Linked DNA regions of Homo sapiens: region 1 is linked to region 2. Evidence: chromatin loops called from intact Hi-C (ENCODE). Cell type or tissue: Calu3. All regions are shown on one strand. Links, peaks and the distances in the headings refer to the core of each region. The heading gives the core; the rest is flanking DNA. Region 1 has its middle 48 kb from the start of ELN. Region 2 holds the start of TMEM270 (transmembrane protein 270).

What was found. Peaks named below come from ENCODE experiments on the same cell type or tissue, not always from the same donor. Only the 100,000 strongest peaks of a DNase experiment are listed, where the experiment ranks them.
Region 1: it touches region 2 in a loop (13-fold over the local background); 21 of 110 quality-filtered maps call a loop at or near these places.

The regions. Positions count from the first base shown.
Region 1 is chr7:73,971,469-73,987,895 of GRCh38, forward strand. No RefSeq gene overlaps it. Among named protein-coding and RNA genes, the nearest start is that of ELN, 48 kb to the right of the region's middle. RefSeq lists an enhancer at 7,651-7,945. In Calu3, for the core only: a CTCF peak has its summit at 7,869 (motif pointing left); a DNase peak (open chromatin) is centred at 7,823.
Region 2 is chr7:73,857,992-73,871,364 of GRCh38, forward strand. It overlaps TMEM270 (transmembrane protein 270), which reads left to right and starts at 3,168. Exons shown (of 3, transcript NM_182504.4): 1 at 3,168-3,275; 2 at 7,002-7,430; 3 at 7,586-7,899. The coding sequence starts at 3,204. The coding sequence ends at 7,882. RefSeq lists an enhancer at 11,980-12,909. In Calu3, for the core only: no CTCF peak of the experiment used is centred there; a DNase peak (open chromatin) is centred at 8,340.

The DNA.
Region 1 (16,427 bases), core at 4,150-12,149, 110 kb after region 2:
AAGTCTCCCCAGAGTCCAGGCAGCCCTCTATAACCACCCCCCTGACTTTCAGTTCCACTCCATCATGAAATTTGGTTCACAATTTTCCAGACAGCTTGTGCTCTCTCTCTCTCTCTTTCTTTCTCTCTCTCTCTCTCTCTCTCTCTCTATCTCTGTCTCTCGCTCTCACTCTCGCTCTCACCCTGCAGCCACGTGGCAGTGTTTAAGCACAGACCTCTCCATCCCTTACTGGGATCATTGCACCAGCCTCTGCCAGAATCCCCTGCCACCAGGCTCACCCTGCCTGTCCAAACCCCTCGGCAGTCAGGGTGAGCGTGCGAAAGTGGCAAGTCCAACCGTATGATTGTGTCCCCTGAGCCTGATGCCCTTCCCCAGCTTCCTGTGTACTGCAGAGAAAGTTCCAGCTCCTTAGCCGCATAGTCAAGGCTCCTGGAGTCTTGGCCCCTAAGGCATCGGTGCTCTCTGGGTCCCTCTCCCTGTGCACCTCACCTGCCTTCCAGGTGAGGTGACTCCTGGAAAGTCTTGGCTGTTCAGCAGTGCCCCTGCAGCCCAGGCCTGGAATAGCCTTCTCTCAAGATTTGGCTAAAACATCCCCATCTCCATGAAGCATTCACACCTCCTCCCTACCTCCTGCCAGCCTGAGGGAGTTGACCACCCCCTCGAGGCTGCCCACTTAGGCTGCTGTGCACCCATGTGACACCCATGTGACACCGGTGTGACACATCGACTGTTACACTGGGGGCACCGATTTGGGTCTTAGCCTGTCTTCTTCACCAATATAAAACCTCCTAGGCCAGGCACAGTGGTTCACACCTGTGATCCCAGCACTTTGGGAGGCTGAGGCGGGCGGATCACGAGGTCAATTGTTCAAGACCAGCCTGGCCGACATGGTGAAACCCCGTCTCTACTAAAAATACAAAAATTAGGTGGGTATGGTAGCGCGTTCCTGTAATCCCAGCTACTTGGGAGGCTGAGGCAGGAGAATCGCTTGAACCTGGGAGGTGGTGGTTGCAGTGAGCAGAGATTGTGCCATTGCACTCCAGCCTGGGCGACAGAGCAAGACTCCATGTCAAAACAAACAAAAAACAAACAAAAACCTCCTAGGGGCAGGCATCAGCCTGGTTTCCTTTTTTCTGTGGCCCCAGTGTCCAACACTGGTCTAACGGGGCCCTGGGGACACATTCATTCATTCCTCCACTCTGTACTTTGGAGGTATTTTTTGAAGATCAGACGCATTGTCAGGCAGGACAGCCATGCCCCAAACCACAGAGTCCGGGGGCAGCTGATGGGACCTAGGAGGCGAGGAGAGGCATGGGTTATCAGTGTCTGATGGAGGCAACCCGGCTCCTGCCCCCAGGGAAGCCTGCTCCGGGGCAGCCTAGAGCATAGGATGGCGTGGGCTGGAATTTAAGCCCTACCGTCTCCTAGCTGTGTATTCTGAGTAAGATGCTCACCCTCTCTGAGCCTCCGTTTCCTCGTCTACGAAGCTGGGTGACGCCATTCCCCACCAGGGTAGTGTAAGCAATGATTTGGGCTGAGAAAGCACATAGTGGGTCACTTTGCATCCCATTCTTCCAGAGATTCTAGTTCAATGTGGAACACTTGGGGCCCATCCTCAAGCAGGGATTGGGGACCTTCCAGCCTGTAGAAGCCCCACTCATGTGCCCCTGTGGGAATGCAAGGGTAGTAGGTGGTCCTGGAAGTCCCTGACCTGAGAGAGGTGGCTGCCTGAGTTGCGGGTACAGGGGGTACCCTCCTGCCTACAAGCTGCCACAGGCCCTCGCCCTCTGCCCTCCTCAGCAGCCCTGCAGGGACCAGAACCGGGCACACCCAGCCCTGGCCCTGAAGCTGTTGGCAGGGCCAACCCTGTCCTTGATCCTGGCCCTGTGCCTGGCATCCCTCTGGCACTTCCCGGGCACCGGCTTCCTGCGGGTGGATGCAGGCTCATGCCTGTGCCAGCTGGCCCTTCAGGAGCTGAAGGTACCTGGAGCCAGACCCATGCCTGCTGACCCTCCCAGGGAGGCCTGATGAGTGGGGCCTGAGGATTGGGACCACATCTCTCCCCAGGCTCTGAGGGTCCCTGTCCCCAGCTGCCACCCTTGACTAGGGCTTCTTAGGGAATGGCCTTGTGTCCCACACCACCACCTCCCCACTAGACTAGACTTTCTGGGCCAGAGCTGTGTCTCCTCACTCAGACCCCTTCCCAGAGCATGAGGGTTTCTTTCCCATTCTGACTTCCTTTTTTTTTTTTTTTTAAGAGACAGGATCTTGCTCCGTATCCCCGGCTGGAGTGCAGTGGTGCAATCATAGCTCATTGCATCCTCCAACTCCTGGGCTCAAGTGATTCTCCTGCCTCAGCCTCCTGAGTAGCTGGGATTACAGGCGTGCGCCACCATGCCCTGCTAATTTTTTATATTTTTAGTGGAGATGGGGTTTCACCATGTTGGCCAGGCTGGTCTCGAACTCCTGACCCCAAGGTGATCCACCCGTCTCAGCCTCCCAAAGTGTTGGGATTATAGGGGTGAGCCACCACACCCGGCCCAAATTCCATACTTTTGAGACATTTCTTAAAGATTAAACACATTCTTAGGCAGGACAGCCATGTCCCAAACCACAGGGTCTGGGGGCAGCTGAGGGCACCTGGGAAGCAAAGAGAGGCGTGGGTTATTGACGTCTGATGGGGGCAACCCAGTGTTTCCCACAGATCCTCCTGGCTGAGGTGGCCTGGTGGGCAGGCCGGGGGCCTGTGAGGAGGCGACTGCTTTAAGGCCTGGACTGCATGGGGTGCTGGACTGCTGGGGGAACAGGTGGGGAGGAAGAATTTCTTGGGTGCAATAGCGGGCATGAGGATGTGGGAGTCAAGTTCAGCTCCCTGGCTTCTGGCCCAGGCAACCGAAGCGGTTCCTGGGAGGACACGTTGGCAGGAGAGGTGATGGGGGCTATTCAGGGCCTGTACCTGCAAGGCGAGAAGTCCAGCGTGCTGGTGCAAGAGCAAGCATCCACCAGGGGTAGAGGCCGAGAAGTTGGGGCAGTGCAGGTGGCATTGCGTGTGTGAGGTCGCCAGGGGAGGGGGGACATTCTGAGACTGAGTCAGGGTGACCCAGGGGCGAAATAAGGATGAGAGCAGCTACTCGAGAGGCTGAGGTGGGAAAATCACTTGAACCTGGGAGGCGGAGGTTGCAGTGTGCAGACATCGCGCCAGGGCACTCCAGCCTGGGTGACACAGCGATACTCTGTCTCAAAAACAAAAACAAAAAGTATGGAATTTTACTTTCTTGCGGCCCCCAGACCCTGTGGTTTGGAACATGGCTGTCCGGTCTAAGACTGTGTCCCCAGGCCCACAGGCGTGCTCAGAAGGGTCTGTGGGCTCCCCAAGGCCGGCCTGCCCTGGCCTGAGGCCCCCCTCTCTGCCCTCCAGCACTTCAACTCCATGCAGAGCCCTCACACACCCCTGGAGTTTTCCAGGTGGAAATTCTCCTCAAAGGCCCTCTCTGATTCTACATGTTCAAGGCATCTTGTCTCTGGGCCTACCACCTCCAACCCCCAGCAGGCCTGTGGGGTCCAAGATTGCGCCTCCCCACCAGAGCTCTGGGCCCTCCTCCCAGAGGGGGCAGTGGCCAAGGAAGGAGACAGGCCTCCCGGTGACCCCTGCCCACCTCTCCCTTCTCCCCACCAGTTCCAGACACATTTTCAATTTATCTTTCTGTGTTGTTTATTGTGCGGAGGCCAGGCCTCCCGGCCAACTCTGAGCTGGACGGGCCAGCCATGGTCCGAGACGTCCGTCCCAGCCAAGCCCGGAGCAGCCCCCGGTCTGCCGTCCCCTCAGCCGCCCCCGAGCCAAGCGGGCCCTGAGCTCTGTCCCGGCCGCACGCTCTTTATGAAGCCCCAGGGCCCGTCTTCCCTATTGTTTGCCTGTGTTTACAGCCTTGTGATTTTTTTCCAGGTGATGCCCCAGTCTGGAGGCGGCCTCCATGCCATCCTGCTGCGGCCTCTCTCCCTGCCCCCGGCTTCTCATCAATCATTTCATGGAGCTTTTTGCTGCGGCCGGGGTGGGAGACCAGACACCCACAGAGGAGCAAGCGAGGGCTCGGTGGGCGAGCTTGCTGGGGAAATGGCACTCTTTCTGCTGCACGCTGAGGGGGAGTGTGTGCATGTGTGTGCATGCACATGTGCATATGTGTATATGTGTGCATGTGTGTATATGTCTGTATGCATATATACATGTGTGTATGCGTGTATATGTCTATATGCACATGTGTCTGTGTGTGTGCATGTGTGTATATGTCTATATGGATGTGTGCATATGAGCATAAGTGTGCATGTGTGTATATGTCTATATGCACGTCTGCATGTGTGTGTGTACCTGTGCATATTAGGGTTTACAGGAGGCTCATTCCACCCCAGAACCTGCCGATGAGACCTTCCCAGGACAGCTAAGGACACAGGTGGGAAGTGTTCTGCTGTCCTGTGCAGGAAGGGGCTGAATTCTCAGGGTATCCCCAGCCCTCCTGAGAACTGCAGCCCAGGCTGGACTTCCAGGCCAGCTCTCCTCTGCGCAGGTGTATGCCCTGAGCCAAGTCCCCATCTTGCTGGGTCTCAGTTTCCCCTGGGGTGAAAGGGAAGTTGTATTGAACCCGGCCTTATAGCTTTGGACTTGGAAAGGCTGTGCCAGGCCCTGGCTGCAGTTCTAGGGCCTGTCTGTCCCTCCCTCCTTCAGCTATGGTTGCTGATCTTCAGGGCTCTTCCCAGACCAAAAGAAAAAGAAAAAAAACACATCTGTACAGATACATGCAAAATTCAGTAAGTTCCCCAAAGTCCCTCTGTGAATCTTCTAGTTAAAAACCTGCTTTATGGGCCAGGCGCAGTGGCTCACGCCTGTAGTCCCAGCACTTTGGGAGGTCGAGGCAGGCAGATCACCTGAGCTCAGGAGTTCGAGACCAGCCTGGCCAACATAATGAAACCCTGTCTCTACTACCAATACAAAACTTAGCGAGGTGTAGTGGTGCGTGCCTGTAATCTCAGCTACTTGGGAGGCTGAGGCAGGAGAATCGCTTGAACCTGGGAGATGGAGGCTGCAGTGAGCTGAGATTGCACCACTGCACTCCAGCCTGGGTGACAGAGCAAGACCCTGTCTCAAGAAAATAAAAACAAACCCTGTTTTATGGAGCTGGACAGAAAAGTCCTCAGGAGGCCCAGAACTTTCTGTAGCAAATGCAAAGGGGATGGCACTCACCCTGATATTCCCAGAAACGATCAAGAGACCCAGGGCTGCCCCTCAGGACCATCTCCAGGAAACAAAGTCAAAGGCAGTTCTCAGACAGCCTGAGGCCACGGAGGGGCTGGGTAGTCCTAGCCAGGGAGGGTGATTCGAGGTCGCACGTTGGCCCTGGATGGTTTGATGGAAAAGGAGGGTAGCCCTTCCCAGCTCTAGAAATTCAGGACTGGAGTGGTCATATTGCCGCTGGGCGGTCCTGGGCTGAGGCACCCGCACTGGTCCCCTGGTTGAGGTATAGACCAGAGACCACAGTTGGAAGGGATTCTAACTCTAGGGCCGAGGGGAGGGAGCGCGGGGACTGTGCAGGAGGACGCCTCCACCCCCGCAGTGCGTGTGCAAGATGGCAGGGCTCTGCAGCGCTTTCTCATTCTTTATGGTGTGCTGACAGCCAGGCAGAGCTGCAGAACACTTCCTAAGCCCATCTCTGTCCCTCGGGACTGGAGTTCTAAAGGCTGGCCATGGCGGTCAGATGACTATCCCCTGGGGCTCCCGAAAGCAGGGCCAGAAGGTTTGCAAACTCCTGGAAGACATCGATTCACAGGGCCACCTGCCCAGGGCTCCTCCCTGTGCAGGCGGGGGCTGAATTCCCAGGGTACCCCCAGCCCTGCTCAGAGCTGCAGCCTCTGTACCCCTGTGGCCCCCCAGGGCACCCCACCTTGCACCAGTCCCTGGAATCTGCACACTGGAGAACAGCCCCGGGCCCTCTGGGGCTGGCTGAAGAAAGGGCAGGTGGGACAGTAGTGGCTGAAAAGGGAGAAGTGTTGCCCCAAGGACATGGCACCCAGGACGTGGACATGGGGCAACCATCTCCGGGGCTTTCTGACCCTTTCTAACCCATTTCCACAGATCTGAGCCGGCAGGGGCCTCCCCCGAGAGACCTTCAGAGCCTGGGGTGATCAGGCTGGATTATCCTCTCTCCCTGTTCCCCCCACCTGGCTGCTGCAGACCTGAGAAACTTCCACCTGTCTCATACCAGCTGAGGGTGTCTGAGCAGCTGACATCAACCCCACAGATCTCCTGGACTGTGCTGGAAGGTACAGACAGGCAGGGAGGTTTCCCAATGGGTCAGGAGACCCTGACCCCATAAATCAACTGATCCTCAAGAGACAGGCTGGAGGGAGGGATGGTTCTAGAGAACCTGGCTCCTTGTTCTTCCCTGTGACAAAATCTGGCACCAGGAAGAGTTTAAGTGTGCAGGTGTGTGTGTTCAGGCATGTGTGTGCAGGCGTGCGTGTGCAAATGTGTGTGCAAGTGTGTGTGCAGGCATGCGTGTGCAAGTGTGTGTAGGCATGTGTGTGCAGGTGTGCGTGTGCAGATTGTGTGTGCAGGTGTGCGTTTGCAAGCGTGTGTGTGCAGGCATGTGTGTGCAGGTGTGCGTGTGCAGATTGTGTGTGCAGGTGTGCGTTTGCAAGCGTGTGTGCAGGCATGTGCGTGCAGGTGTACATGTGGAGGCATGTGTGGTCAGGCATGCATGTGCAGGTGTGTGCGTGTGCAGGTGTGCGTGTGCATGAACATGACTGTAAACTGGGTGCCCTTTCCCCTTCAAGCCTGTGGGTCTCAGTCCAGAGTCCACAGACAGCGTTAGAGCCTTGCCTGTGACTCAGAGGCAGGCCTTTCTCAAGCCGCCGTGCCGCCGGGTCGGGGGGAGGTCTGGGCCATGTGGCTACATCTGGGAGTCCAAGTTCAGGGCCAAGGATGGGCAACCAGCCCGTGCTCCCCGGTACACACCCATGTCCAACATCGCTCTCAGATGGCCCACCTTTCAGAGGAAGGAGGACCGGAGTTTGCAGGTCTTGGGAGAGTCCATGAAACACTGATACATACATTTATGTTCTTCCAAATCTGTAACAAAGCACACGAAAGAGAGAGCCTGCATTTCACGCATCTTAAACCACAGCCATGGAGCCCGTGCAGCTCATTCCCATTTATCATCCTTCCTGTGCACTAGAAACGTTCTGCGTCTCCACCAAACCCCCCATCCCCACCCCGCCCCCCAACCTGGCTTCAACCAGACGCTCGTAAATCTGTTTCTCTTGTTCCACACGAGCTGCCTGGGAAAAGGCCCCATTTGCTGCGTCTGCTCCTCCTTCCAAATGCTCGACGCCTTTGAGATTTTATGATTTCGGGTTATTGACTTGGCCTCCTGGGTCCCCCGTGGTAGGCGGCTGTTTGGGAGAGCGGCTGGAGGCTTTGGGTGACCTCAGGTTCACCCCTTGCCTAAACAGCGTTGGGGAGATGGTGCAAAAGACCTGCTGCTGCTGGCGGGTCCCGGGGCCTCATGTGGGAGCTCCTTATGGGGGCACAAACCCTGACCTGGGGCTAGCCTTCTGTGTCCCAACTCAGGCCCTGCACCCCACCCATTCTGAGCTTCTGGGCTCATTTCTCCCCAACTTCCTGAATCTGTGTTGCCAAAACCTCAGCTTCTGCTTCCCTTCCCAGCCTTAGCTCCTCCTCCCACTAAGAGCTCCCAAGGGAAACAGCCATGCGGTTGATGCAGGGCAAGGTGTGCAAAGGTCGTTCACTCCACAGCCAGGCCCCAGCCTCATCTGCGTCATGCTGCATGCTGCCACCAAGTGGCGGGGCTGGTTATTAGCTGGTATGGCCTGGAAGGGTGGTGCAGGTGGTTAAATATGTTGATTGACATTCAGAATGAAGGAACACCTGCCTTTGCCTGGAGGAAGCCCAGTCAAGAGGCAGAAGCAGGCAGGCAATACTAGAGCATTCTAAGTCCAGTGTTCAGGGTCACCGTGGCGCACACCTGTAATCCCAGCTCCTTGGGAGGCCGAGACGGGTGGATTGCCTGAGCTCAGGAGTTTGAGACCAGCCTGGGCAACATGGTGAGACCCCGTTTCTACTAAAAATACAAAAAATTAGCTGGGCATGGTAGTGCTTGTAGTCCCAGCTACGCGGGAGGCTGAGGCAGGAGAATCGCTTGAACCCAGGAGGCGGAGGTTGCGGTGAGCCAGGATCATGCCACTGCACTCAAGCCTGGGCGACAGAGCAAGACTTTGCCTTCAAATTAAATAAATGAATAAATAAATAAATCCAGTGTTCAGTAGTGTTCAGCAGGACTTGGGGCTTGGAGGAACCATCAGCCCTATCCAAGGCTCTTGGGGTGGGAAGAGGGGACAGCTTCTAAGTTAACCCCTGAAGGACCTATAACAAACCCCAAAGGTTGTATAGCAGGCGTGTGGCTCACTTGTAGAAATCCCAGGACTTTGGGAGGCCGAGGCAGGCGGATCACCTGAGGTCGGGAGTTCAAGACCAGCCTGGCCAACATGGTAAAACCTCGTCTCTACTAAAAATACAAAAATTAGCCAGGTGTGGTAGTGACTGCCTATAATCCCAGCTACTCAGAAGGCTGAGACAGGAGGATCGCTTGAACCCAGTACACGGAGGTTGCAGTGAGCCAAGATACCGCGCCACTGCACTCAAGCCTGGGCAACAGAGTGAGACACTGTTTCCAAAAAAAAAAAAAGGTTGTAGTGACAGAAAAGATGGATGATGAGTGGTACTTCCAGACAGAACCAGCAGCATAAGGAAAGCCCTCAGGCGAAAGAGACGTTTGATATGTTTGGCAAATGGGTTTTAGTGTCCACAGAACAGGGAGATGAAAGCTGGAGACATGGACTTTGGCCAGTTGTCATCTACAAAGCTGGGCCAGAGGGGCTGAGGTTTGCCTGGGGACAACAGTGTAAGCAGGGGATGACAGGATTAGATTTGAGTTGTAGGCTGGGCGCGGTGGCTCAGCCTGTAATCCCAGCACTTTGGGAGGCCGAAGCAGGTGAATCACTTGAGGTCAGGAGTTCGAGACCAGCCTGTCCAACATGGTGAAAGCCTGTCTCTACTAAAAATACAAAAATTAGCTGGGCATGCTGGTTCATGCCCGTAATCCCAGCTACTTGGGAGGCTGAGGCATGATAATTGCTTGAACCCAGGAGGTAGAGGTTTCAGTGAGCCGAGATCACCCACTGCACTCCAGCTTGGGCAATAGAGCAAGACCCTGTCTCAAAAAAAAAAAAAAAATGGAGTCATAGCAAACCATTCTTCAATGAGGAAAGCCGACTGGGGAAGAAGCTTTCCCCTACCATACGCCATACACCAAAATTAATTCTAAATAGGTCACGTAACTATTTGTAAAAGCTAAAATGATAAAACATTTCCAGAAGAAAACTCAGGGGAAAAAGAATTTTAGTTACTTTGGGCTTGGTAAATACTTTGGAAATACAATACAAAAAGCACAAAGAATACAAAATACACACACACACACACACACACACACACACACACACACAAATTGAACTTTACCCAAACAAAAAACTTTAGCTCTTCAAAGACACTATTTAGAAAATGATAAAGGCCAGGCATGGTGGCTCACACCTGTAATCCCAGCACTTTGGGAGGCCAAGGTGGGAGGATCACTTGAGGCCAGGAGTTTGAGGCCAGCCTGGGCAACTTAGTGAGACCCTGTCTCTAGAAAAAAAAAACTTTTTTTAAGTAGCTAGGTACAGTGGTGTGTGCCTGTAGTCCTAACTACTTGGGAGGCTGAGGCAGGAGGATACCTTGAGACCAGGAGTTCGAGGCTGCAGTGAGCTGTGATTGCACCACTGTACTCCAGCCTAGGTAACCGTGTGATACCCTGTTGAAAGAAAGAAAAGAGGAGAGAGAAAGAAAAGGAAGAAGAAAAGAAGGAAGGAAAGATGGAAGGAAGAAAGGAACAAAGGAGGGAGGGAGTGAAGGAAGGAAGAAAGGAAGGAAGGAAGGAACAAAGGAGGGAGGGAGTGAAGGAAGGAAGAAAGAAAGGAAGGAGAGGGAGGGAGGAAAGGGAGGGAGGAAGGAAGGAAAGAAGGGAGGAGGGAAGGAAGGAAGGAAAAAATGATAAAGAGATGCACCACAGACTGAAATGTTTTTTTCAGTTGTATTTAGACAACTCAATGCTAGGAAGAAAAACAACCCAATTTAAAAATGGGGAAAACCTGGAACTCTCCTTCATGACCGGGGGTTGTGGAAGAAAACACAGCCACTTTTGAAAACCTTTTGGCAGTTTCTTAAAATGCTAATCATACACCTACCAAAAGACCCAGCCACTCCACCCGTAGGTATTTCCCAAACGACGTGAAGACGTCTTTGCACACATTATACATGAATATTCATAGCGGAGTTATTTGCAAAAGCCAAAAACTAAAAACAACCCAAATATCCATCAAGGGGTAAAAGGATAAACAAATCCGGCTATGAGCATATAATGAAACGCGACAGCAATAAAAAAAAGAATGAAACTATTGATACATGCCGCAACATGGATGCGTCTCAAAATCATCACCATGAATGAAAAAAGCCAGACAACAAAAAAGTATGTAAGATTCTGGAAATTGCAAGCTAATCTATAGTGACAGCAAAGCTCATCAGGGGTCCTTTGGGGATAGGCGTGAAGGATTTGGGAGTTAGCAGCATCTCTTCTCGTGGTTCTCAACTTTGGCTGCAGATTAAAATGAGAGCTTGAAAGGTTTTAAAAATAATGATGCCTGGGCTCCACCCCTAGACCAATAGAATGGCCAAGGGTTCTGCCTGGCCTGGAATTTTTCCAATACACCCCTGGAGATTCCAGCCTGTAGCCCAATTGATACTGACCATAGCTGGTAATTGAAGAAAGGGAACAAGGTGAACCGCAGCCCACAGGAGGGTGTGGGGAGTGAGAAGAGAGGAGGACCCAGGACTGAGCCTTAAAAAGCCCCAACTTTAAGGGCTGGAAAAGGGAGAGTAGCGAGAGATGGGAGTAACTGGGGAAGGAGCAGCCTAAAGAGAGGGGAGGAAAATCAGAATGCAGGTCACAGAGTTAAAGAGAAAATGGATTCACAAAGTGGGAAGTTAAGACTAGTGTGAATGCGAGGTCAAGAGATCGAGACCAGCCTGGCCAACACAGTGAAACCCTGTCTGTACTAAAAATATAAAAATTAGCGGGGCGTGGCGGCACGCACCTGTAGTCCTAGCTACTCAGGAGGCTAAGGCAGGAGAGTCGCTTGAACCTGGGAGGTGGAGGTTGCAGTGAGCCAAGATTGCACCACTGCACTCCAGCCTGGCGACAGAGTGAGACTCCGTCTCAAAAAAAAAAAAAAAAAAAAAATTAAAAAACTAGTGTGAGTGGCCGGGTGTGGTGGCTCACGCCTGTGATCCCAGCACTTTGAGAGTGGATCACCTGAGGTCAGGAGTTCGAAACCAGCCTGGGCAACATGGTAAAACCCCATCTCTACTAAAAGTACAAAAATTAACCAGGCGTGGTGGCGCGCTCTGTAGTCCCAGCTACTTGGGAGGCTGAGGTGGGAGAATCACTTGAACCCAGGAGGTGGATGTTGCAGTGAGCCGAGATTGTGCTACTGCACTCCAGCCTGGGTGACAGAGCAAGACTTCGTCTCAAAAAGAAAAAAAAAAAAAAGCTAACATGAAATGCTGCAGCAATTTTGAGTAAAATAAGGAGTGAAAAGGTTCACAAGATTGATCCACAGAAAGGTCATCGGTGAACTTGAGCTGAGGAGTTTTGGTGGAATAGGAGTGATAGAAGCCAGGTTGGAGGGGATGAAGGAGGGAAGTAGTAAGTGAAAAGTGTAAACAGTGAACACAGACAATTCTCAAAATAACTTTACTTTGGGCAGGGCATGGTGGCTCACACCTGTAATCTCAGCACTTTGGGAGGCCGAGGCGGGGAGATTACTTGAGGTCAGGAGTTCAAGACCAGCCTGGGCAATATAGAAAGACCTCATCTCTACAAAAGTTTTTTGTTTTTATGTTTTGTTTTGTTTTTTAATTAGTCAGATGTGGTGGAGTGCACCTGTAGTCCCAGCCACTCAGGAGCCTGAGGTGGGAGGATTAGCCTCAAACTCCTTGAGCCCAGGAGGTTGGGGCTGCAGTGAGCCATGATTGCGCCACTGCACTGCGGCCTGGGCAAGAGAGTGAGACCCTATCTCTTAAATTTAAATTTTAAAAAAAAGAGACAGAGTGGCTCCCTACGGATGGCCACTGCAGCCCCTGCCTCCCCCTGAGGCAGGGCCTTGGGCCCATCTGGCTCCCCTCTGGTGGCTCCCCTCGCGGCCATGGCTGGACGCCGGCCCGTCACGCAGCCTGTGCTGACAGATTGGGTGTCTCCCGTGCACCAGCGGCTGCCGCTAAGTGGCTTTCTGGCAGGGAGTCAGGGGTCACCTCATCCTCGCTCTGTTCAAAACAGCACTGGCCTCTTTGGGGGTGCCTCCCACGCCTGTCTGCTGCACGAGGGTGTGTTTAGTGTCAACTCTGCGATCCAGACCCTGCCTGGTGACTCTCGGGGGAGCAGCCTCAGGAGCCCGTGGCCCCCGGGGCAGCTGGCTCCCAGGCCAGAGGGGCAGGGGTCCTGCACTCATGAGCTGGCAAGTCTCGCCACGTGTGACCACTGTATGCCACACATGCAAGGACCATGTATGTCCCAAGTGCCAGTTTCTCGGTCTCACTCTCTAAAGTCAGGCCCCTGGCTCTGGGCAAGTCATTGTTCTCAGAATTCTTCTTCTTTTTTTTTTTTTTTTTTGAACTAGAATCTCACTGTGTCACCCAGGTTGGAGTGCAGTGGCGCAATCTTGGCTCACTGCAGCCTCGACCTCCTGGACTCAAGCAATCCTCCCACCTCAGCCTCCCTAGTAGCTGGGACTACAGGTGCACACCACCATGCCTGGCTAATTTTTGTAATTTTTTTTTTTTGTAGAGGTGGGGTCTCGCTATGTTGCCCAAGCTGGTCTCAAACTCCTGGACTCAAGCGATCCTCTCACCTTGGCCTCCCAAAGTGCTGGGATGACAGGTGTGAGCCACCGTGCCCGGCCTAGAACTTTTCTTAACTTCATGCAGTGTGTGTCCTGCTAGGGGATGGGGTGAGCTGGAGACTGTGATCCCCTGGGGTCAGCGAGGTTTGGAGAATGATCACAGGGGTTCCCAGGCCAACCTCACCACCTCTCAGCTGAGTGACCCTGGGCGAGTCAGTTCTCTTCCCTGGGACTCAGTCTTCTCCTTTGAAGAAAGGGGACAAGAGAACCTAGGACGTCATAGGACTTCAGCAAATGTCAGTCCCTTTCCCCCACACTCCACACGTGACGTCCCCTGAGATGTCTGAGTCTGGGCAAGTGTGCTGTCATAGTTTGGGGGGTGGCCTGGTCCCGTGGCTTGTCCTGCTCAGCCAGCAGCCCTCGGCTGGCTCAGTGTGGGAGGTTCAGACACGGCCTCAGTTCTTGACAAGCGCCTAGCCAGAGGGGAGGCAATTTTATTCCAGTGTGATGAGCACTAGTAGAAGATATGTTAGAACAGAGGGACCGCAAGGACCAGGCGGAGATCAAGGAAGGCTTCTTGGAGGCGACATAGGAGCTGGCCTGCGAGGCTGAGTGGGAATATTTTGGGTAGAAAGGAGACCACTAAACAAGCATTTCCGACAGAGGAACCAGCTCGTGAAGAGGGAAGGTGGTTGTGTGCTGGGGAAACAAATGTGGTTCTCCATGGTCATAACAGAGGATGCCTGGGGCGTGGGGGGCAGAAAGTCAGCCGGAAAAGTGGGGACCTGAGTACCGGGGAAGCTGGGATGAAGGAGCCTCCCTCTGCAGGTAGGGACAGGGCCCTCTGAAGCCGGGGAGGGGATGGGGAAATGGGGAAGGGACCAGAGTGGTGTGCTCAGAGACCACCTGCCTTCGTATCACCCGAGGAGTCACAAAATGCAGACTCCAGGGCCTGGGGCTCCACCGTTCCAGCTCTGTTGGTTGCAAAAAACCTAAGAGGGGAGAGAGACAGCCCCGTCTTAGCCTGGTCAGGGCCTGGGGCAGTTTGGAGACTGTTTGCTGAGGGCAACTGAGGTCGCAGTGAGCCAGGCAGGCCCTGGGGTGCCCACCGCACACCCCATCTGTGCCAGGCTCCCAGCTCAGGGCACCGGTGGGCACTCCAGTGATGTTCCCTGGCAGGCGGAGGGCTCATTTCTCGCCTCCTTCTGAGGCAAGGAGGGCAGATGTTGAGCCTCTGGGGTCCTTGGCCCAAGGCTGCAGGTCCTGGCTGCTCACAGCCAGCGGGTGGAGCCCTGTCCGGCCAACACACTCGCTCTTTGTCTACGTCTCAGCAGGGGAAGGTACCCGGGGTGGTGTCCGGCTGGGTGGGTGTCCAGGCTTTGGCAGCAGTGCCAGCCTTCCATCCGGCCCTGGAGACGCCCCCCATGAGTTCCGGGGTTGCTTGGAGAGGTCAGGATGGGCAGAAATTTGCAGGGGCAGGGAGCTGGCACCGGGGTTGGAGAGGCCTTGGGCAGACGCAGCCCCTCCACCATGGCAGGGAGCTGGCCTCAGGCAGCAAGGCACTGCGGGTGCCCCAGAGACACAGACAGGCTGCGTCAGGCTGAACCCCAGACCAGCTGAGCCAGGGTGGCAAATCCCATGTCCGCTCCAGACAGCCCTGGGGCTCTGAATCTGCACTTGGGAGCGTGCAATTGTCTCCTCCAAGACTCTGGTGGAGGGGATTTGAAATAATCCCAGCTCAGGGAGGGTGGGGCTTAGGGACAGGGCCCAGGGAGGGTCCAAGGGCACCACGGGGGGTTTGCCACCTGAGCCCAGGGATCAGGCAGGGCTTGGCCAGCGCTGAGCACCCTAAGTGCCTGGCACGGGCTGAGACTCAGGGGCCGGCTGTGCCTCTCCTGAAGCCGTCCCTGTTGGCGGGCAGGCGGGTGGGGCAGGCTGGGGGCTGGGCGCGGCCTCTCATATCTTCCCCGTTACTTCATCCATTTTGTTCCCACTGATCCCTTGTTTATCTCACTGGGAAGGCAGCCGCGGTGGAAGACGGGGCCAAGGGAAAGGCCAGAGCCTGGGTCGTCTCCAGCCTCACTCGCCCTCCTCCCTCACCTGGTCCCTGAGCTGAGAACCAGGGCCCGGCCTGAGAACCTCCAAGGCAGCACCCAGAGGCCGGGTCTGCACCGTGCCCTGACACTGACAGGCTGTGTAACAACGGCTGAGAACTAACCCTCTCTGGTTTTACTTTCTGTAAGTGACTTGGGAGGTTGTTCTGAATGACCTTTGAGAAGGATGAATAATTGGTATTAATAAGCCTGTCATTTCATAAGCATCTACTCTGTGTCCAGCCCTGTGCAGGTATCTGGAGTCTCCTCTCTCACCCAATGCTCCCAAGTCCCCAAGAATTACCATTATCCCATTTTACTTATTTATTATTTATTTGTTTATTTATTTATTTATTTTTTGAGACGAAATCTCGCTGTGTGGCCTAGGTTGGAGTGCAATGGCGCAATCTCGGCTCACTGCAACCTCCACCTCCTGGGTTCAAGCGATTCTCCTGCCTCAGCCTCCTGAGTAGCTGGGATTGCAGGTGCCCACCACCAGGCCTGGCTAATTTTTTGTATTTTTAGTGAAGACGGTGTTTTGCCATGTTGGGCAGGCTGGTGTTGAACTTCTGACCTCAGGTGATCTACCCGCCTCGGCCTCCCAAAGTGCTGGGATTACAGGCATGAGCCACCGCAGCCGGCCCCATTTTACTTATTTATTTTTAGAGGCAGGGTCTTGCTCTATCACCCAAGCTGGAGTACAGTGGCACAAACATAGCTCACTGCAGCCTTGAACTCCTGGACTCAAGTAATCCTCCTGCCTCAGCCTACCAAGTAGCTGGGATAATACACCACCATGCCCGGCTAATTTTTAATTTTTTTTTTTAGAGATGGGGTCTGGCTATGTTGCCCAGGCTGATCTCAAACTCCTGGCCTCCAGCCAACCTTCTGCCTCGGCCTCCCAAAGTGTTGGGATTATAGCCGTGAGCCACCATGCCCAGTCCCACTATCCCATCTTAGAGATGAGACTGAGAGAATGGCTGGGAGTCCCTCCAGCTGGCATCTTGCAACTTGAATTGTTGAGGTTTCAGGTGCAGGCGTGTCCCCAGATGGTTGTGGAGATGGAGATCAGGTTGGAGAAGACCCTCTGGGGAGTGGGGATTGGCATAGGAAGTGAGGGCTGCTGTGGGCAGGGGATGAAAGCCCAGTAGGGCCAGTGTGGGAGAACGTCACTTAGGAAGCTACCAGAAAGATATGCCAGACTCCTACCAGGCCTTGTCACTGCAGAGCCCCTGGCAAGAGAGGGACGTTTGTGGACCCCGGAGGCTTGCGTGGGAT
Region 2 (13,373 bases), core at 4,149-12,148:
CCTCTGTCTATGTGTCTTTCACATTTCTGTATGTCTTGTGAGTGAGGCACTAATGGATTGCCTTTTGCCCTGGACTTTCTTTTCTAGGATATCTGTATATCAGACAACCTTGGAAGACATAATGTCTCCTTCTGGGGCAAAAGGCAGCCCTGCTTACTGCACATTAGAAAAGATTTGGGTTTCCTGGCCAGGCGCGGTGACTCATGCCTGTAATCCCAGCACTTTGGGAGGCGCTGGCAGGCGGATCACCTGAGGTCAGGAGTTCGAGACCAGCCTGGCCAATATGGTGAAACCCCATCCCTACTAAAAATACAAAAATTAGCTGGGCTTGGTGGTGCGAGCCTGTAATCCCAGCTACTCGGGAGGCTGAGGCAGGAGAATTGCTTGAACCTGGGAGGCGGAAGTTGCGGCGAGTGGAGATGGTGCCACTGCACTCCAGCCTGGGCGACAGAGTGAGACTCCATCTCAAAAAAAGAAAAAAAGAAGGCTGGGCGAGGTGGCTCCCACCTGTAATCCCAGCACTTTGGGAGGCGCTGGCGGGTGCATCACCTGAGGTTAGGAGTCTGAGACCAGCCTGGCCAAGCTGGAGAAACCCTGTCTCTACTAAAAATACAAAAAAGTAGCCGGGTATGGTGGTAGGCGCCTATAATCCCAGCTACTTGGGAGGCTGAGGCAGGAGAATTGCTTGAACCCGGGAAGTGGAGGTTGCAGTGAGCCGAGATTGTACCACTGCACTGGGTGACAGAGCAAGACTCCATCTCAAAAAAAAAAAAAAAAAAAAAAAAAGAAAAGAAAAGATTTGGGTTCCCTAAACTCAAGCCACCTCTCCTGTAACACACCCACCTCAGATACTGCCAGGCATCATCTGGCCCTTGTCATATCACCCTGTGGGATTTGGAGCTCAAGGAATGAATGGAAAATGCTTATAACCTAGTTCACTGCTATTGCCATGAGTAACATTGTCTTTGATCTCTGACCTGGGAGTCTCATGTCTTCCTGTGGCAGCTGTGGAGCTCTGGTTGGCTAACTTGTTAGCATGAAATTGGGCAACGTCTCAGATCATCGTGGGTCTTGACATCCTCCAATTCTATCTGTTGTACCTGCTACAGATTTCTGGCATCTGTTGTCTCCATTTCCAGGGCCTCAGCCCTGGTCAAGGCTCCCATCATCACATGTCTAGGGGTTTATTTGTTCTGGATTCCTTTTTGCTGTCCCTACCCCAGAGTCCTCTGCCTTAGTTTCCATGCACACTGCTTGAGCCGCCTGCTGCAAGACCCCCACCCGACCATCTGCTGGAGGGCTTTCTCTGGTGTTTGTGCTGGTAAGATTGGAGGTTCAGCGGGAGTTAATGTCCAACAGGAAGCAGACAGGTCATGGAAGATAAATACCCCAGTATTCATGCTCCTTGGGTGGGGTGACTCTGAGGTGCGTTCTGCACCATTTTCCAGGGGATTTTGGGGATCAGCCCCGGTTGTCTGAACTCAAACCCTGCTCATGAACTCATCTGTCCTTGCCTCTCTTTCTTTTCTTTCTCTTTCTTTTCTTTCCTTCCTTCCTTTTTCTTTCTTTCTTTCTTTTTCTTTCTCTCTTTTTCTTTCTTTTCTTTCTCTTTCTTTCTTTCCTTCTTTTTCTTTCTCTTTCTTTCTTTTTCTTTCTTTCTTCTTTCTTTCTTTCTCTCTCTCTCTCTCTCCCCCTCCCCTCCCCTCCCCTCCCCTTCCCTCTTTTTATCACAGAGTCTCACTCTCTTGCCCAGGCTGGAGTACAGTGGCATGATCTCAGCTCACTGCAACCTCTGCCTTCTGGGTTCAAGCAATTCTCCTGCCTCAGCCTCCTGAGCAGCTGAGATTATAGGTGCACGCCACCATGCCAGGCCAATTTTTTTTTTTTTTTGTATTTTTAGTAGAGACGGGGTTTCACCATGTTGGTCAGGCTGGTCTCTGCTGAGACCAGCTTGGCTGGGGAGACCCTAACCCAGCAGCACTAGAGGAATTAAACACACACACACACACACACACACACACACACACACACAGAGAAATAAAGAGGTGTGAAGTGGGAAATCAGGGGGTCTCACAGCCTTCAGAGCTGAGAGCCTCAAACGGAGATTTACCCACGTATTTATTAACAGCAAGCCAGTCATTAGCATTGTTTCTATAGATATTAGATTAACTATAGATTAGATTAGATTCCCATAGAAGTATCCCTTATGGGAAACAAAGGGATTGGGCCCAAATAAAGGGATGTGTTTGGCTAGTTATCTGCAGCAGGAGCATGTCCTTAAGGCACAGATCACTCATGCTCTTGTTTGTGGTTTAAGAACGCCTTTAAGCAGTTTTCCGCCCTGGGTGGGCCAGGTGTTCCTTGCCCTCATTCCGGTAAACCCACAACCTTCCACCGTGGGTGTCATGGCCATCACGAACATGTCACAGTGCTGCAGAGATTTTGTTTATGGCCAGTTTTGGGGCCAGTTTATGGCCAGATTTTGGGGGCCTGTTCCCAACAGGTCTCAAACTCCTGACCTCGTGATCTGCCTGCCTCGGCCTTCCAAAGTGCTGGGATTACAGGTGTGAGCCACTGTGCCTGGCCCCTTGCCTCACTTTCTGACTTCCTATGGATGCTTGCAGGGCCCACTCCCCAAATAAACTCATCACCCTTCAATTTTTTTTCTTTGTTTAGAGATAGGGTCTTGCTCTGTCACCCAGGCTTGAGTGATCCTGGCTCACTGCAACTTCTATCTCCTGGGCTCAAGCGATTCTCCCACTTTAGACTCCTGAGTAGTTGGGACTACAGGTGTGCATGACCAAGGCTGGTTAATTTTTTTCTTTTTTTGTTTTTTTGTAAGACAGGGTCTTGCTATGTTGCCCATGCTGGTCTCAAACTCCTGGCCTCAAGCGATCCTCCTACCTTGGCCTCCCAAAGCATTGGGAATCCAGGCATGAACCCCGTTCCTAGGCGGCACTTGATTCCTGTTCCAAGATCTGGGGAAATCCGACCCGAAGGAAGCTTTGCTCTAAGACCTCCTTGGCCGTGTTGGGCTCAGACGTGGACTGAGGTTTCAGAGGAAGCAGTGGAGCGGCAGGAGCCAGGTAAAGGCAGTGGGTCACTGGCGGCAACCGGGTCCCCATGGTAACTTGGTCCCCACCCTGTGGCATCTGTGAGGTCACCCTGCTTCTCCCAGCTGGAGTAGGTGGGGGAGGCCAGACATGGAGGCCCTTCCTCCAGTCAGATCCAGCCTTTTGGGGATCCTGTTGCAGGTTACGAGGCTCTCAGTGCTGGTGAGTGGGGGCTGGGGGTAAGTGGGGTGGGGACCACACACCAGGCCCTTCACAGAGCCACCTCAGAGCTGCCGGGCCCAAGCCCTGCCTGTCCCATCCAGTGGAACGAGGTGGCTGCCTGCCTTCCAGAATAATCTGACATCTCCCAGAAGCCCCACTCCAAACTACAGTGCTGACATTTTCTTTTCTTTTCTTTATTTAGAGACAGGGTCTCGCTCTGTCGCCCAGCCTGGAGCGCAGTGGTGCCGGCTCAGCTCGTTGCAGCCTCCAACTCCCGGTCTCAAGCAATCCTCCCCCCTCAGCCTCCAAGTAGCCGGGACTATAGGTGTGCACCACCACGCCTGACTAATTTTTGTATTTTGTAGAGATGGTGTCTCACTACGTTGCCCAGGCGGGTCTCCAACTCTTGGCCTCACATGATCCTCCTACCTCAGCTTCCTGAGGTGCTGGGATTATAGGTGTGAGCCACCGCACCTGGCAGCATTTTCTCTATTGAGGGTCACTCCTATGGGTGAATCATTGTTTTTCCCATTCATTTTTTCTTTTTTTTGAGACAGAGTCTCGCTCTGTTGCCCAGGCTGGAGTGCAGTGGTGCGATCTCGGCTCACTGCAACCTCTGCCTCCTGGGTTCAAGCAGTTCTTCTGCCTCAGCCTCCCAAGTAGCTGGGACTACAGGCACGTGCCATCATCCCTGGCTAATTTTTTTTTTTTTTTGTATTTTTAGTAGAGACCCTGTTAGCCAGGATGGTCTCGATCTCCTGACCTTGTGATCTGCCCGCCTCAGCTCCCCAAAGTGCTGGGATTACAGACATAAGCCACTGCGCCTGGCTCATTCATCTCTCTCTCTTTTTTTTTTTTTCAGATGCAGTCTTGCCCTGTCGCGCAGGCTGCAGTGTAATGGTGCGATCTCGGCTCACTGCAACTTCCACCTCCAGGTTCAAGCAATTCTCCTGCCTCAGCCTTCCAAGTAGCTGGGATTACAGGCGTGCGCCACCACGCCCAGCTAATTTTTTGTATCTTTAGTAGAGACAGGGTTTCACCGCATTGGCCAGGCTGGTCTCAAACTCCTGACCTCGTAATCCACCCACCTCGGCCTCCCAAAGTTCTGGGATTACAGGTGTGAGCCACCGCACCTGGCCCATTCATCTCTTTTAAACATACACATGCTTGTGGTCGGGGTCACAACTCAGTCACACTTAGGAGGCCGAGGTGGGAGTATAGATTGAGCCTGGGAGGCCAAGGCTGCAGTCAGCCAAGATCATATAACAGGGGGCAGTTGAGAAAGACAGACACCATTAGATTTGCATCTTGGGACCGGGAGCTGTGGCTCACACCTGTAATCCCAGCACTTTGGGAGGCCGAGGCGGGCAGATCACCTGAGGTCAGGAGTTCCAGACCAGCCTGACTAACATGAAGAAACCTTGTCTCTACTAAAAATACAAAATTAGCCACGCGTGGTGGTGCATGCCTGTAATCCCAGCTACTCAAGAGGCTGAGGCAGGAGAATCGCTTGAACCTGGGAGGCGGAGGTTGCGGTGAGCCGAGATCCCACCATTGCACTCCAGCCTGGGCAACCCTGGGCAACAAGAGCAAAACCCTGTCTCAGAAAAAAAAAAAAAAAAAAAAAAAAAAAGATTTGCATCTTGGCTGTTTTACCCTCTAGCTGTGTGAATTTGGGCAAATCACTTCACCACTCTGAGCCCGTTTCCTCTCCTATAGAAATGATCTTGTGGGATCATGTGGGATATCATAGGTTTCCCTCCTCCCTGGTCTCAGCACCATAACCTGGGAGGTCCTATTTCCTAGCTCTACCCTAATTCTTCTCCCTGCTGGACCCTTTGGTCTCAGCATAGCTCCACCCTCCACGTCCCAAGCTCTGCAAATCCAGCCCGTGAGTGGGGGGTCTTGCAGCCAATCTCAGATGGTGGGGCCTGTGGACACGGGGATGGGGGGTCCAGGTGGGTGGATTGGTGTCACTCAAGGGCTGGGGGCTTTCCAGCTCTGATGAAGGGTCTCCAGGACTCAAGAACAGCTTTCCCCCACCTCACCCCAGTCCTGCAGCTTCATCTCAGTGAATGGGAGACACCGTTGTCCAACTCACCACCCAGATCAGAAATCTGGAATTCTTTTTTTTTTTTTTTGAGATGGAGTCTCACTCTGTTACCCAGGCTGGAGTGCAGTGGCACGATCTGGGCAAACTGCAACCTCCGCCTCCTGGGTTCAAGCAATTCTCCTGCCTCAGCCTCCCGAGTAGCTGGGATTACAGGCATGCACCATCATGCCCAGCTAATTTTTGTATTTTTAGTAGAGATGGGGTTTCACCAGGTTGACCAGGCTGGTCTCGAAATCTTGACCTCAGGTGATCCGTCTGCTTCGGCCTCCCAGAGTGCTGGGATTACAGGTGTGAGCCACCATGTCCGGCTGGAAATCTGGAAGTCTTTCTGGATCTCTCTCCTTCACCCTTCTCATTAGGTCTGTCGTGAATTATGTGACCCCTGCCCCATGTCTCTCACGCCTCCCTGCCCCTAATGGCATTGTCCTTTGCCCCAGCAGCCCTCCTGATGCCAGGGGACAACTGGTACAGAGGCAAAGCCCAGCTACTTGGAAGAAGACAAGTGACCTGGGTTCAAAGCCCACAGGATTGGGGTGGGGGATCGTAACATGGTAATAATAGCCATGAAACCTCCTTCAGTCTGGAGTATTGTAAATAATCATTTAAATCCAATGGAGGCCAGGTATAGTGGCTCATGCCTGCAATCCCAGCACTTTGGGAGGCTGAGGCAGGAGGATTGCTTGAGGCCAGGAGTTCGAAACCAGCCTGGATAACATAGCAAGACCCCGCCTCTACAAAAAAAAAAAAAAAAAAAAAAATTAGCTGGACTTAGTGAGATGCACCTATAGCTCCAGCTACTTGGGAGGCTAATGGGGGGAGGATTGCTTGAGCCTATGAGTTCAAGACCAGCCCAGGCATAATAAGAAGACTCCATTTCTTAAAAAAAAAAAAAAAAAAATTAGCCAGGCATGGTGGCATGCACTTGTGTGGTCTCAGCTTTTTGGAAGGCTGAGATGGGAGGGTTGTTTAAGTGTGGGAGGTCAAGGCTGCAGTGAGCTATGATGACACCACTGCACTCCAGCGTGGACAACAGAGTGAGATCCTGTTTCTTAAAAAAAAATATCCAATGGAAAGGAACCCAAATACAATATGAAACACCTTCTAATGTTCCCTTCTCAGAAGGGAGTCCTTCAAAGTGGACAGAGTTCATCCTTGCACCTGTGGGGAGCTGAGGCCTTGAGATGGGGATCTGACTCAAGGTGGTCCAGCAGCTTCACCTCTACAGTAAAAGTGGGGTTCCTGGCCAGGCGCAGTGGCTCACGCCTGTAATCCCAGCACTTTGGGAGGCTGAGGCGGGTGGATCATCTAAGGTCAGGAGTTCGAGACCAGCCTGACCAACATGGTGAAACTCCATCTCTATTAAAAATACAAAAACTAGCCAGGTGTGGTGGCAGGCGCCTGTAATCCCAGCTACTCAGGAGGCTGAAGCAGGAGAATCGCCCGAAACCGGGAAGTGGAGGTTGCAGTGAGCCGAGATAGCGCCATTGCATTCCAGCCTGGGCAACAAGAGTGAAACTCCGTCTCAAAAAAAAAAAAAAGAAAAAGAAAAAGTGGGGTTCCTGTCCCAGGAGGGTGATGATGGCTGACGGTTGTCTCTCTCTCTTCTTCTGCAGTTGGTTCAGAACCGAGATCACCTCTATAATTTCCTGCTCCTCAAGATCAACCTCTTCAACCACTGGGTGTCAGGGCTGGCCCAGGAGGCCCGGGGGTCCTGTAACTGGCAGGCCCACCTACCCCTGGGAGCTGCAGCCTGCCCCCTGGGCCAGGCTCTCTGGGCTGGGCTGGCTCTGATACAGGTCCCCGTATGGCTGGTGCTACAGGGACCCAGGCTGATGTGGGCTGGCATGTGGGGCAGCACCAAGGGCCTGGGCCTGGCCTTGCTCAGTGCCTGGGAGCAGCTGGGCCTGTCTGTGGCCATCTGGACAGATCTGTTTTTGTCATGTCTGCACGGCCTGATGTTGGTGGCCTTGCTCTTGGTGGTAGTGACCTGGAGGGTGTGTCAGAAGTCCCACTGCTTCCGACTGGGCAGGCAGCTCAGTAAGGTGGGTGGTCTCGGGGTGAGGCTGGGGTGTGGAGGGCAAACCTGGGGTACTGGGTGTGGTCAGGGCTGGCTGGGCTTGCAGGGGGGAGCCACAGCCAAGCAGTGTAACCCTATGAGCTCCTAAGGGCCACCTGCCCATCTGTCTCCCTGTTCCAGGCCTTGCAAGTGAACTGCGTGGTAAGGAAGCTCCTGGTACAGCTGAGACGTCTGTATTGGTGGGTGGAGACTATGACTGCCCTCACCTCCTGGCACCTGGCCTATCTCATCACCTGGACCACCTGCCTGGCCTCCCACCTGCTGCAGGCTGCCTTTGAGCACACGACCCAGCTGGCCGAGGCCCAGGAGGTTGAACCCCAGGAGGTCTCAGGGTCTTCCTTGCTGCCCTCACTGTCTGCGTCCTCGGACTCAGAGTCTGGAACAGTTTTGCCAGAGCAAGAAACTCCCAGAGAATAAATGTATCCCCATCTGCCTCTCCTGGTCTGGCCTAGCCTATGGTCTCACTCCCTCTTCCCTAATGGGCTGGAGAGATGTTGTGTGAGTGATGTGCATGTGTGTGCCTGCATGTGAGCCCAGGACTGCCTCTGGGAAGGAAATCACTTTCCGTCAGCATCTTCTATGGGCCAGATATCAAACATCTCAGACAATTTACTCATAATTTGGTTTAAATCTCCTAGCAACACAGGCATCAGGTTTGATTAGCACCATTTACAGCTGAGAAAATTGAGCCTCAGAAGGTTGAACTTTCCCAAGGTCACAGTCTGTCAAGGGCAGAACCAGCACTGGGTCTCTAGATTTTTTGTTTCCCAGAATCCTTAACTTTCTCTAGGTGCGTGCCCCTGGTTCTCAGAAGTATTGGTGCCCAGGGCTTTAGGGGAGATGGGCAGTTAGAGACTTTGGCCTCTGGGGGGTGCCAGGGCCTCACATTTCAGAGATTTAGAAAGCTTTGAGAAACAGTTGTGAGCCAGGCTTCAAGGAGCCCATTCATTCATGCACTTGGCCATTCATCCATCCACCTATCCACCCACTCACAAAGCCATCCACAGAACCATCCATCCACCCACCCACCAATCCATTCACCCACTCACCCATTCACCTGCCCATCTACTCACACATCCACCCATCCATCCCTCCACCCATCCACCCATCCATCCATCCATCCATCCATCCATCCATCCATCCATCCATCATCACCCAACAACCTATGCATTCATCCATCCATCCATCCACTGATCCATTTATCCATCCATCCATCCACCCAACCACCCATCCATTGACCCACCCATCTACCTACCCATTTAATTACCCATTCATCTATGCATTCATCCACCCATTCGTGCATCCATCCATCCATCCATCCATCCATCCATCCATCCATCCATCCACACACCCACCTATCCATCCATCTACCCACCCACTGATCAATTTACCCATATATCCATCCATCCATCCATCCTCCCAACCACCCATCCATTCACCCACCCATCTGCCTACCCATCCACTCACCCATTCATCTACCCATTCATCCACCCATTCATGCATCCATCCATCCATCCGTCTATCCATCCACCCATTCATCTATCCATCCACTGGTCCATTTGCCTATCCATACATCCACCCACCCACCCACCCATCCATTCACCCACCCATCTGCCTACCCATCCACTTACCCATTAATCTCCCCATTCATCAACCCATTCATGCATCCATCCATCTATCCACCCACTCATCCACCCATCCATCCACCCATCTATCCATCCATTCATCCATTCATCCATCCATCCATCTATCCATCCACTGATCCATTCACCCATCCATCCATCCATCCTCCCAACCACCCATCCATTCAGCCACCCATCTGCCTAACCATCCACTCACCCATTCATCTACCCATTCATCCACCCATTCATGCATCCATCTATCCATCCATCCATCCATCCATCCATCCACCCACCCACCCACCCATCCATTCATCCACAGAACCAACCACACCCACTCACCCGCTATCTGTTGAAGAGCCATCTGTCTCCCTGGGGAAAGGGGAAACCTATCCAGTATCTCAGCACTCCCCTAACCTGTGAGTAAGGACACAGGGTCCTGCTGCATGGGTGGCTGATGCTGCTGTGCCAGCTCAGGCTGTGATGCTTCCAATCCCCAAGACTCAGCCTTCAGGTGAGTGATTCTGCTGAGAGGGGAAGGGATGGTTTCTTGAGTGTTTGCAGTTACCTCTCACCTACTCCCAAGCCAGAGGGTGGTGGTGTGAGCGTGGCTCTTCTCCACTCGGGTTCCCAGCTCAGTGAGGGCCTCCCTTACAGCTCAGGGTGGATGTGGGTGAACTTCCAGACCCTTCCTCCAAGTCTAAGCAGCAAGGCTGTCCTGCTCTAGGAGGGACATCTGAGGGGTCCCATCTGGCCAACGAGGTAGAACATGTACCAGGAAGGACCTATAAGCACCTGGTCAGAGGGGTAACATGACTGGGATTCTAGAACATACACACAGCTTTCAGGGAAGCATGAGTGCAGGAGTAGGTGATGTCAGCTCTTTGCTGAGGCAGGGACTGGAGGAAAGGAGGAGGCCCCAGAGCAGTTTGGGGCCAAAGTGGGGATGGACAGGAATGTGGCCCAAGCCCCGTGGAGAAGATCTGGGCTTGGGGACAGAAGCTTGGATTCTGTGCCTCTGCCTCTGCCTCTGCCCGCCTAGGTCACTGGGTGTGACCTTGGATGAGGCTCTCTTTGCCCACTCTGGACTTCGGTTCCCATGTCTGTGCAATGCGGGATGGGTGGGGTGATCCCCGATAAGGGAGTCAGCATTTGGTTTGGTTTTTGTTTTTTTGAGACAGGGTTTCGCTGTCACTCAGGCTGGAGTGCGGTGGCATGATCTCCGCTCACTGCAGCCTCCACCTCCCAGGTTCAAACAATTCTTGTGCCTCATCTCTCGAGTAGCTGGGACTACAGGCGAGCGCCACCATGTCTGGCTAATTTTTGTATTTTTAGTAGAGACGGGGTTTCACCATATTGGCCAGGCTGGTCTCAAACTCCTGACCTCAGACGAACTGCCCACCTTGGCCTCCCAAAGTGCTGGGATTACAGGTGTGAGCCACTGCGGCTGGCCGAGAGTCAGCATTTGGGGTTCCTTGATGCCAGGCCTTGTTCCTCAGTGCCCAGGTAAGAGGTGGGGTGGGGCAGGAGAGGAGCAGTCCCCCTGTCTACGCAGCCTGCCAATAAGGCCCTACACTGGCTGACTTCTGGCTCCCTGAATCCCCTGTCCTGGAGTTATTGCTGCTTTTGCAAGATCTCTTCTAGGACTTGAATTCTTCCGGCCTTCCAAGGTCTCTGGCATCCTGGGGGAAAGGGAGAAGGCCAGAATCTCCCCTCGGCTGCCACTCACAATGGTGGGCACAGCAGAGGCCTTGGGGTCAGAGAGCCTTGGGTTTGGATGCTGGATCCACAACCTCTCAGCTGTGTAACCTTTGGCAATTTACTAAACCCTGAGAGCCTCAGTTTCCCCTCCTGTGATCAGGGTATAATCACAACACCCCAGATGTCACAGGGCTGTTGCCTGGTCTGTGCACGTGCGGTCCCCGCTCAGAGCAGGCATGGGAGGCTCTTGGGACCCCACTCCCTGGCTCCCCATCTCCCAGGCCTGCTGCCTTTCTGGGGGCTGCAGCTTCTGAGGCCCGGGGTGGGAGCAGTCAGTCCGTCTGTCTCAGGCCTGTGAGCATGGAGGGGCCCTGGCCTGCTGGAAGAAAACAACTGGTGGCCGGTGTCAGGGGGTGGACGGGGCATGGGCAGGGTGGGGGGAGCTGGCTGCAAGGCCAGCCAGCAGCTTCACGCAATCTGTCTGCTATGCAGTCCTGGGCCTGGCCTGTATTTATTTATGCTGAGCGTGTATTTATATCAGTCCCTTTTTCATTAATAGGGCAGGAAATGGCTGGAATTGTTACATACCTGGCGGGCCAGGGGTCCCACTTCGCCAAGACACACAGGGCCCTGGCTGCCCCGTTGTGATTGTAAGGGCCCCCCTCCTCAGTCTGCCCGCAGGCCCCGGCCCGAGTTCCTGGCCCTTCCCTGACCCCCCCGCCTCTTGTTTTGAGACCCTCTCCACCTCCCGGAGCCCTGGAACCCACATTCCCGGGCGAGGGGTTCATTTGCAGGCCTCTCCCTGTCCCCCGGTTCATCCTGACCTCATCCCAACCCCAGGAAAGGCTGCGGTGTTAGGGGCTGTCAAAGTGCGCACTGAAGGATGGGGGAGGGGCTGGTGAAGTCCACGCAGAGCAGCGGGAGTTTCGGGGAGAGATCAGGGTCGGGAGGGTTTGGGGATGGGATCCTGGCGCCCAGGATGGGGGGACTGGACAGAAAAGGAAATGAGGGGATACATAATAAGAGGGTTCCCCTGAGCAGAGGGGTGGTCCCACCCCCTGGGGCTTCGCTCTCCACCAAGCCCAGTCCCATCATGTAAGCATGGGTGGCCTCTGTCACTTGGGACCTGCCTAGCCCACCAGAGGGGTCTGTGTGTCTATCACCAGCCCCCCTGCTGCCCCAGGCCCAGTGGGGGATGGGGGCTCACTTCTGTCCTGCCTTCCTGCTCCCCGGTCTGCACACTGGGTTCAGCACTGAGCCAGCGTCTCTCTCCAGGCCCCAGCTCTTGGGCTCAGGCCCCAGGTGGGGCTGCCAGAGCTGAGAGGCGCGGCCCCTTCCCCAGAGCGCTCGCCTGACATAACCTATTAGCGCTTCTCGCTTCAATCCAGCTCCCCCAGCCAGCCTCCCCACCCAGGCCAGACTGTGCCGGTCCTGTTGTCTCTCTCCTGAGCTGCTTTGCCCCGACAGGGTGAGAAGGAGCTGGCAAGATGCCCGATGGCCCCAAGAGTAGCTGTGCCTGTTCGCCCCTCCCCTGCTAGGCTGCCCTATGGTCAGGTGGACTTGATCATTGACCTTGACCAGTGGCCGCTGTGGCCACGATGACTTCCTGTCTCAGAGTCCAGAGCTGGGGCCGCTGGACAGTCGTGGGACTGAAACTTAGAGGACAAGGGGCTTTCCTGAAGTCCTGCCCTGTGCCTCGGTCCTTGCCTTCTCAGCTGCACTTCTTTTTTTGTTTTGTTTTGGAGACAGTCTTGCTCTGTCCCCCAGGCTGGAGTGCAGGGGCACGATCTCAGCTCACTGCAACCTCCACCTCCTGGGTCCAAGCAATTCTCCTGCCTCAGCCTCTTGAGTAGCTAGGATTACAGGTGCCCCGCCACCATGCCCGGCTAATTTTTGTATTTTTAGTAGAGACGGGGTTTCGCCATGTTGGCCAGGCTGGTCTCGGACTCCTGACCTCAGGTGACCCGCCCATCTCAGCCTCCCAAACTGCTGGGATTACAGGCATGAGCCACCGCGCCCGGACTCTCGGCTGCACTTCTAGGGGCTGATGGAGGGTGCTGGGGAGAGGCAGCTGACCTTGGGCAGCTGTTGGTATTGAGAAGGGGGCTGCTGGGAGACTTGGGGTTATTATCTAGGATGGAGGCCCTCTGGGTGGCAGGAGGGGGAGGCTGCAGGGTCTCAGGACCATGCTGGGGGCTAATGCAGGGGTCTCTGGGCTTCCCCAGCTGCCCCCCATATCTGTGCTAGATGGGTGAGGATGGCCGGGCACCTGGGAAGCCGTCGTGTCTGGGATCCCTCGGGAGGCTTTCTCCAGCCCCCTCCATCCAGCGCTTGCTTAGCAGTGGTAGTGCCTTCTCTTCTTTCACCCCTCTTCGCCTTTGACCCACCTTGGCTTGGGGTTGGGGGCTTGAGATCCCAAAAGTGCCTGGGATTGGGGGGTTAGCGGTCAGCCCCAAGTCCTCCACCTAGCAGGGCTCTTGCACTTCCTGGGTTGAGCAGGAGGAGGCTGAGGGGTGGGGCCCCCAGGGAAGGCTGGATTCTTTGAGATCCACCTGGGGCAGGACTGTGTCCCCTGATAATTCTCCTCC